2 separate regions of the Homo sapiens genome follow, and region 1 is linked to region 2. The links are chromatin contacts, found by Hi-C or POLR2A ChIA-PET in ENCODE. All regions are on one chromosome and are shown on one strand. Each heading gives the region's core, a stretch centred on a gene start or an enhancer-like site at or near the end of the contact. The rest is flanking DNA. Distances are from core to core; before and after follow the strand shown.

The links. Hi-C counts contacts between places; a loop is a spot of excess contacts on that map. ChIA-PET counts read pairs that join two places held with the same protein, here RNA polymerase II (POLR2A). Pooled maps may share reads with other maps.
Region 1: a loop to region 2 is called in a map with no recorded cell type, with 5 times the contacts of the local background. The contact joins two enhancer-like sites. A Hi-C loop is called at or near these places in 3 of 37 single-sample maps with no recorded cell type and 2 of 50 pooled maps. POLR2A ChIA-PET finds 5 or more read pairs at or near these places in 1 of 52 experiments (activated naive CD8-positive, alpha-beta T cell).

The regions. Positions count from the first base shown.
Region 1 is chr2:111,696,144-111,700,705 of GRCh38, forward strand. No RefSeq gene overlaps it. Among named protein-coding and RNA genes, the nearest start is that of MIR4771-2, 73 kb to the right of the region's middle. Within about 2 kb of position 2,818, at least 20 of the 41 ENCODE cell types and tissues checked have a DNase peak (open chromatin) inside an H3K27ac peak, as active enhancers do.
Region 2 is chr2:111,232,978-111,237,557 of GRCh38, forward strand. All of the region lies in intron 1 of LOC124907867 (periaxin-like), which reads right to left. The region is part of intron 3 of MIR4435-2HG (MIR4435-2 host gene); the gene reads right to left. Among named protein-coding and RNA genes, the nearest start is that of MIR4435-2, 86 kb to the right of the region's middle. Within about 2 kb of position 3,239, at least 5 of the 41 ENCODE cell types and tissues checked have a DNase peak (open chromatin) inside an H3K27ac peak, as active enhancers do.

The sequences.
Region 1 (4,562 bases), core at 1,568-4,067, 460 kb after region 2:
CAAAAACCTTTATACAAATATTCATTGTTACTTTATTTATAATAATAGCCAAAAACTGGAAACAACCAAAATATCCTTCAATGAGTGAATAGTTGAGCAAACTGTAGTATATCCATGCCATGGATGTATTAGTCAGGGTTCTCTAGAGAAACAGAACCAATAGGTGTGCATCTGCATGCATGTGCGAGCGTGTGTGTGTGTGTGTAAAGAGAGAGAGAGATTTATTTTAAGAATTGCCTCACATGATTATGGAGGCTGGCAAGCCCAAAATCTGCAAGGTAGGCTGCCAGGCTGGAATGAGTTGAGGTTGCAGCTCAAGTCTCAAAGCAGTCAGCTGGCAGAATTCCCTCTTCCTTGGGTAACATCAGTCTTTGTTCTATTAAGGCCTTCAAATGATTGGATGAGGCCCACCCACATTATAGAGAATAGTCTGCTTTACTCAAAGTCTACCGATGTAAATGTTAATCTCATCTTAAAAATACTTTCACAGAGACCGGGCGCAGTGGCTCACGCCTGTAATCCCAGCACTTTGGGAGGCCGATGTGGGTGGATCACGAGGTCAGGAGATTAAGACCATCCTGACTAAAGTGGTGAAACCCCGTCTCTATTAAAAAATACAAAAAATTAGGCAGGCGTGGGCTGGGCACGGTGGCTGACGCCTGTAATTCCAGCACTTTGGGAGGCCGAGGTGGGCGGATCACAAGGTCAGGAGATCAAGACCATCCTAACACGGTGAAACCCCGTCTCTACTAAAAATACAAAAAATTAGCCTGGCGCAGTGGCGGGCGCGTGTAGTCCCAGCTACCTCAGGAAGCTGAGGCAGGAGAATGGTGTGAACCCCGGAGGCAGAGCTTGCAATGAGCCGAGATTGCGCCACTGCACTCCAGCCTGGGCAACAGAGCGAGACTCTGTCTCAAAAAAAAAAAAAAAAATACTTTCACAGAAACATCCAGAATAACGCATGACCAAATATCTGGGTACCATGACCTAGCCAAGTTGGCACATAAAATTAATGACCACCATGGCGTACTACTCAGCAACAAAAAAGAATGGACTATTGATATATGCCACAACTTGGATGGGTCTCTAGGGAATCCTGCTGAGTGAAAAAAAACAAAAAAACAAAAAACCCAGTCTCCAGCTGGGCATGGTGGCTCACACCTGTAATTCAAGCACTTTGGGAGGCCAAGGCCGGCAGATCACTTGAGGCCAGGAGTTTGAGACCAGCCTGGCCAACATGATGAAACCCCATCTCTACTGAAAATACTATATAAAAATTAGCCAAGAGTGGTGGCACATGCCTGTAATCCCAGCTACTTGAGAGACTGAGGCACGAGAGTTGCTTTAACCCAGGAGGCAGAGGTTGCAGTGAGTCAAGATCACGCCACTGCACTCCAGCCTGGGCAACAGAGCCAGACTCTGTCTCAAATAAATAAATTAATTAAATAAAATCCAGCCTCAAAAGGTCATATATTGTGTGATTCCATTTATATAACATTTCTAAAATATAGACACGGAGAACAGATTAGTGGTTACGGGGGTTGGGGACGATGGGGGCGGAGGGGGTGTGACTGCGGAGGGGAAGCGCAGTGTCCCTTTGTGGCGACGAATCAGTTCTGTGTCCTGATTGTGGTAGTGGTTTCAGTGCTCTCCACATGTAATAAAATGTCATAAAACTATACACACACAATATACCAATGCCAGGTTCCTGGTTTGGGTACTGTACTATAATTATATAAGATATAACCAATGGGGGAACCTGGGTGGAGGGTACCCAGGACCTCTCTGTACTATGTTTACAACTTCATATGAGTCTATAATTATTTCAAAGTAAAAATTTAAAAAAACAAGAAGATACATAGCAGAGAGTCAATATACACATTTTCAACAATAAACATGTAGACCTCCTGAAAAAAACAAGCTTTTTTTTTTCCTTTTCCTCTTAACAAGGATGTGCACAACTTTTCCCTTGGAAGGAACTTAGACACACACCAATTAACCCCGTGATGCCTGTCAGTAATGTTGGAGGAAGAGAGACAGGGCCTCTCAGGTGCAAGAATTAGGATGTCCCCAGCCTGAATGCCAAGAAACTCCTGTGGCAGCCAAGCCCCCAGGGTGTCAGACCCCTGAAGGGAAGTCTGAGCTCCTCTTTCTTTCCTTAAGTGATCCTGGGAGAGGTCACAGGGCAGCAGGGCCGGGAAAATGGCACGTGGAAAGCGGTCACTTCAGAACCAGAAGGTGTTCTTTTCCATCTCATCACCTTCTTAAGACAAACCACTTTCCCTCCTTTTCAGTTCTATCTGAACCAACAGCTACAAATAAATAAACACCACTGTTTGCAAAGGCCACAGAGATTAATATTATTATTAATATTAATAGTATTAATGGAGTCTAATCATAGTAAATACATAGAGATGAAAGATCTTTCCCAAAGCAAGTTATTGATAACTATTAGGGTTGACAACTGAAAGATACATTTGCAATTTATTTTTGAAGCCACATAGATTCATTTCAGCCGACCCTCTAGTTATGGGACTAGACCACATTCAAGTTGCCTTTCAAATAGTACTGTAAAATTAAAATTTAAAAAGCATGTAGACGTGACTTTAAGGGACACTCAAGGAACTACCAAACAAGAGCTCGGCAGCCAACACCCTTTAGTGAAAAGGGTAGGACAGTTTGGGGTTGGCACCTGGGAAAATGGTCCACATGATGACCTTTGCAGGGGTGCTGCCCTGTCCTGTTCCCAGCAGCCTCGCCCCCTTTCTTGCCCGGCTCGCTCCTCCTCCTCCTCTGACCCTGTCAGTCAGGCGTTAACTGACCTTCCCAGGGCTGGGCACCTTCTATAGGAGCTTCCTCCCCTTCTCCCCGTCCATGGGAATGAGTCAGCAGGGTTTGGTTGGCTCCACTTCCTGCCTGTGGTTATTATAGCTGACTCATCAGACCATCCTGGGTACACAGTTCAGAGTCTTGATGCAATTCACTTCACGTTAGATCATATTTCTCTCCGTCATTAAATATTCTTGGAAAACATGATTTTCAATGGCTGCAAATATTGCCAGGACCATCTGCTTGCTGAATGCTGGTGTGCGAGCTGGCAGAACCTCCATGTGCTCCAGGTCTCTGATCCATACGTGGAGAACGCACACCCACATGTGGCCATTTGCTGGTATTCCGTCACTCACTAAGTCCCCAGCAGAGCTACTGCTCTGAGTCTAAGCATCTAAGTATCAAAACATGATACACACACACACACACACACACACACACACAGCCCTAAAACAAATGTTACTGTGATCCTGAAGCCACTTGTTTAAAGAAGTTTACTTTCTTTTCCACCTGAACAGTGATAGACAGCCAGTGTGCAAGTTCAAGGAGATAATATTAAAGAATTATTGGATCATAGATGTTTTGAAATAATTATGCTCACCACACATAAGATTCATTCAATAGGCATTACATGCCCAAAACACATAACAATCTAAAGGCTTTAAAATAAGGCAGTTTAGGCCAGGTGAGGTGGCTCACACCTGTAATCCCAGCACTTTGGGAGTCCGAGGTGGGTGGATCACAAGGTCAGGAGATCAAGACCATCCTGGCTAATATGGTGCCTGTAGTCCCAGCTACTTGGGAGGCTGAGGCAGGAGAATTGCTTGAACTTGGGAGGCGGAAGTTGCAGTGAGCTGAGATTGCGCCACTGTACTCCAGCCTGGGTGACAGAGCAAGACTACATCTCAAAATAATAATAATAATAATAATAAATAAAAAAATAAACAGAATAAGTCAGTTTTCTACCTATCTGAATAGATACTGTAATGTTAAAATTATCACCACAAAGTTCCTCACCTTTTAGGAACTCGAGCTGGTAAGGGTGAGGTGGACTTTTATAAACCCTCAGGACAGTGGCTGGGCGGAGACTTTCTTCACACAGTCCATCTTCTGGACTAAAGAAGAGAGGCCGGGCGCGGTGGCTCACGCCTGTAATCCCAGCACTTTGGGAGGCCAAGGCAGGTGGATCACCTGAGGTCAAGAGTTCAAGACCAGCCTGACCAACATGGTGAAACCCCATCTCTACTAAAAATACAAAAAAGTTAGCTGGCCATGGTGGTGGACACCTGTAGTCCCAGCTACTTGGGAGACGGAGGCAGAAGAATGGCGTGAACCCAGGAGGCAGAGGTTGCAGTGAGCAGAGATCAAGCCACTGCACTCCAGCCTGGGCGACAGAGTAAGACTCCATCTCAAAAAAAAAAAAAAAAAAAAAAGGAGAAGAAGAGAAAGGACACACTATTCCTCCTAGAGCATGCATTAATGATTATGAGAAAGCCAGACAAGAATAATAATATTCTTGTTTGTTAAGCATGTACTAGGTCCCAGGCACTACACAAAGCACTTTTACAGAAAGCTATCATCCCCGCTTTGTGGTAGTATTTTTGGCCCAAAATGGCAAGGAAATAGCTACTTCACTGCATAATGCAAGAGCTCAGATTCAAGAGTACAGAAGAGCCCGTGGAGCTGGCCAACCACATGGAGGTGCCCAAGCCCCCTGCCCTCCATGTGGGTGT
Region 2 (4,580 bases), core at 1,989-4,488:
TGTTCCTAGTTTTCAGTAGTTTCCTTATGATGTCTCTAAGTGAGAATCTCTTTGAGCTTATTCTGTTTGGGATTCTCTGAGCTTCTCAAATCTACAAGTTTATGTGTTTTGCCAAATTCAGAAATATTTTTAGCCATAATTTTTTCAAATATTTTTCAGCTCCTCACTCATTATACTCTCCTCTTGGGACTTTAATGTTACAAATATTAAGCCATCATTTTCTGTCATTATGGGTCCTTCTGAGCGACATGTTTACTTTCCAAGAATTGTCAACTTTTTGTCAAATCTGCATTGTTAATCCCCAACCCGGAGGAACACCTGTACACACTCACCTTCTCTGCATTAATTGTTGGGTTCCCAAACATGGCTAGTAACTGGTCAAAATGGGATTTCCTGGGTGTGTAGCCAGTTATAGTTCTGGGCCTCTATCACTTCCAGTATTGATCTCTTGTTGAAAAAATTTCACATTCCCAACAGTGACTCCTCTATTCAAGGTCTCACATCCCTCTCATGGAGCAATGTGCTCACCCTGTGCTGGTAGCACCCTCAGAAACGCTCCACACGGAGTGGCTAGACACCTTGCCACCTTTTCTTTCCCTCCTGGTCTCCTAATGATCCTCCTTTTCCCAACTAAACTCAGGGTTACTCGCCTTAGGATCTTGTTGCTTCCTTGAGAATCTTGCTCCAAATTTTATCCTCCCCACCTTCTGCTCCAGTGGCTTCTTTTCTTCCACTTGTAGACATCCTCAGGCTCGTCCAAGACTTAAACAACAAGAACAAGAACATCAGCCTCCAGAATCTTCCTTAACCTTGCTCTTTCTTCAAGTTGGAGCTATCTTGTTGAAATTTTTCTGTCAGGACAGAATTTCTCAGTCACCCAATCCAAGAGTCTCTCCACATTGGTCCACCGTGTCTCTCTGTTACTGAAATGCTCTCCCCTGCTTCCCTCAGCTTCTCATATACCTCCTTCTCTTTCTGAGCCTTGGATCCTCCTCCACTGACTCCTCATTGCCTTTATCTATTTTTATAAGGTTTTTATTGAGGTGTAACATGCCATATTAGTCTGTTTTGTTTTCTACACAGGAATACCTGAGAGTGGGCAATTTATAAAGGAAATATGTATATTTGGCTCATGGTTCTGCAGGCTGTACAAAAAGCATGGCACCAGCATCTGCATCTGGTAAAGCCTCAGGAAGCTTCCACTTATGGCAGAAGGTAAAGGGAGAGCAGGCATGTCACGAGGTGAGAGAGGAGGAGGAGGAAGAAGAGCGGTGGGAGGAGTGCCACTCTCTTAAACAACCAGCTCTAGCATGAACTAATAGAGTGAGGACTCACTCATTACTGAGGAGAGGGCACCAAGCCATTCCTGAGGGGTCCGCCTCCATGACCCAAACACCTCCCACTAGGCCCCACCTCCAACACTGGGGGTCACATTTCAGAATGAGATTTGGAGGGGGCAACATCCAAACTACATCACATGCATACAGTAAAGTGCATAAATATTAAGAGCTGGGTGAATTTTTGCACACATACATAGGTGTGACTACCACTGTGAATGAGATACAGGCCACTCCCAGAAGTGCCTCTCTTTCCCTCCCAGGCAATCCACATTCTCCCTTGCTCTTGCTCTTCAATAACCACTATCCTATCCACATGGATTATTTCTGCCTGTTCTAAAACTTCATATAAATGGAACCATGTAGTATGTCTTTTGCGTCTGCTTTTTTTTTTTTTTTTTTTTTTTTTTTTTGAGACAGAGTCTCACTCTGTCACCCAGGCTGGAGTGCAGTGGTGCAATCTTGGCTCACTGCAACCTCCACCTCCTGGGTTCAAGCAATTCTCTTCCTCAGCCTCCCAAGCAGCTGGGATTACAGGCACGCGCCACCACGCCCAGCTAATTTGTGTATTTTTAGTAGAGATGGGGTTTCATCATCTTGGCCAGGCTAGTCTTGAACTCCTGACCTCAAGTGATCCACCTGCCTCAGCCTCCCCAGCGTGCTGAGATTACAGGCGTGAGCCACCACGCCTGGCCAAGTTGGCTTTCTTTTACACAACATGATGCCTAGTGGATTCACCCATGTTTCTGTGTGCATCCGCAGTTCATTCCTTTTTATTGGTAGGTAGCATTCCATTGTGTGAACACGCCATGATTTGTTTACTCATTCCACTCCTGAGGGACATTTGAGTTTTTTCCCCTTAGGCTTTTTGTAAATTCAGCACCCTTCCATATTTTGTCTTCATCTTTCTTCAAGGTATCTCTTTTTTTTTCTCAAAATGATCCAGAACAATAGGCATTCAGCCTTCCCTGGAACCGGCCTTTTCCTGCCGCCAGAGCAGTAGCCAACATAGTTTCTGGCATCAGGAGGTTAAGTCAAAGTTATCAGTCAAAACACACCGGGAGAGAAAGTGGAAATTGGTACACAGCAGCGTATAATTAAGCAATCGCAAGCTTTGGGAGGCATAAAGGGGAATCTCAGGGCCAGCCTCTCAGCTGTGAAGTTCTGCAAGTAGAGTCCATGGCAAGGGGGGCGGCAGGCACAGCGGACACCCCGTCACTGCAGCTCTCTGAGCCCTGCAAGTTCTAGGCTGGGGCTGGGCTCCCTGGCCTTCTGCCTAGAGCCCTTAGGCAACCAAAATGACAGCCCAGGAGAGCCAAGAGCCACAAGGTTATTTTTCTAAGACGTAAAGTGAATTATGTCATCCACCCAGACCTCTTTGTCCAAGAGAACAACCTCGAGTCTCCTCCTTCAGGACCCTCAGATAGATCTTCCCAGAAACAGAGCAGGGGAAAGAGAGAGGAGGAGACGCTGGAGCCACAGGGCTGGAGCAGTTGGATGGGCCTCTGACAGCAGAGGGAGAGGCGACTGCATAGGGAAACAGAGAGGGACAAAGTGAGTTATGCTTGAGAGAGCTTGAGGGCTACAAAGCTCAATGTTTATGTGAATATAATCAAAGGAAAGGGGAAAGATTTGGGAGAGAGACACCCGAGAAAACCCCAAGAAGCCACAAGACCTAGACAACAACTGCCAATCTGGTAATGACTGGGTGTGCTGTGGAGTTGGTGTTTATCCCAGACAAAGCCAGTGCTTTCCCGAGATCTGGTGACAATTTGGGGCACATATATTTAGGGAGGAGGACAAGCCCTGGGAAGAGGTTTTGAGTCAGGAGACCTGTGGTTGGGCCTCAGCCATGTGGTCCGCTGCCCTCCAGCTCTGACAGCAGAGTCCCTTCTGCTGGCAGAGTCTCTGCCTGTGAGTGGCAGCAGGCCAGCCCAGCTCCATTGGCCCTTCTGGATCTAAGAGGTCTGGCTTCTCAGGCCCAGGCTTGCAAAGCCTCTGGCTGAACTTCACAGTGACCTTGCCAGCGCACACCTGAGCCACACCTCATTGCTTTTGAGTATACCTGAACCTCAGGCAAGGTTTGGTTTAATTCCTAACTTCTTACTGCAGAACAGAGGAAGTCAATTTGGAGTCAAATCCTCATGAGGCTTCTCTTATTCCAGGGTATTTATTTGCTTGATGATTTTGAACCATTTATTTGGACACACAAAGTTCTATCTGGCAAAGAACCGTTGGCTCCAACATCCTCAAACAACGCTAGTTTTAGATGCTGATAGGGTCTCTAATAGGAGGCAAAGAAACGTAACACCCAGCCAGGCAATTGCAAAGTTGAATGTGAGAGTCTAGCTTTTTGAGAATCCTTCTAAAAGCCATGTGATAAGGGATTGTCACAGTGAGGATAACAAATTCACATCTAAGGGATGAAGGTAAAACTTACTCCAATGCTCTGCAAATGGCTGTGGGGGGTGGCTCTTCCTGGGAAGCACCCCTCAGACTTGGAGTCACTGCATCCTACTTGATTTAACTGAAGCAAAGGCAATGTATTCATCAACAAACTGTGACATAATTAAAGAGAGATCTTGTGTCGACCAAGATGCTGGTGCTGTAAAGGAGGTGAGTAATGTGGGAAAAAGCAATGTTTCCAAACTCATGTAGCATTTTACTTTATTTTATTTTATTTTATTTTATTTTATTTTATTATTTTATTGTTTGAGACGAAGTCTTGCTCTATCACCCAGGCTGGAGTGCAGTGGCGCAATCTCGGCTCACTGCAACCTCTGCCTCCCAGGTTGAAGCCATTCTCTCCTGCCTCAGCCTCCCAAGTAGCTTGGACTACAGGCATGCATCACCATACCTGGCTAATTTTTTGTATTTAGTATAGATGGGGTTTCACCATGTCGGTCAGGCTGGTCTTGAACTCCTGACCTCAGGTGGTCTGCCCGCCTCAGCTGCCCAAAATGCTGGAATTACAGGCGTGAGCCACGGCACAGGGCCTATTTTATTTTGTTTTATTTTTTGAGATGTAGTCTTGCTCTGTCACCTAGGCTGGAGTGCAGTGACACAATCTCAGGTCACTGCAACCTCTGCCTCTCAGGTTCAGGCAATTCTTGCACCTCAGCTTCCCAAGTAGCCGGGACTACAGGCACGCACCACCACACCTGGCTACATTTTTGTATTTTTATAGAGTCAGGGTTTCACCATGTTGTCCAAAGTGGTCTCAAACTGAACTCAGGCAATATG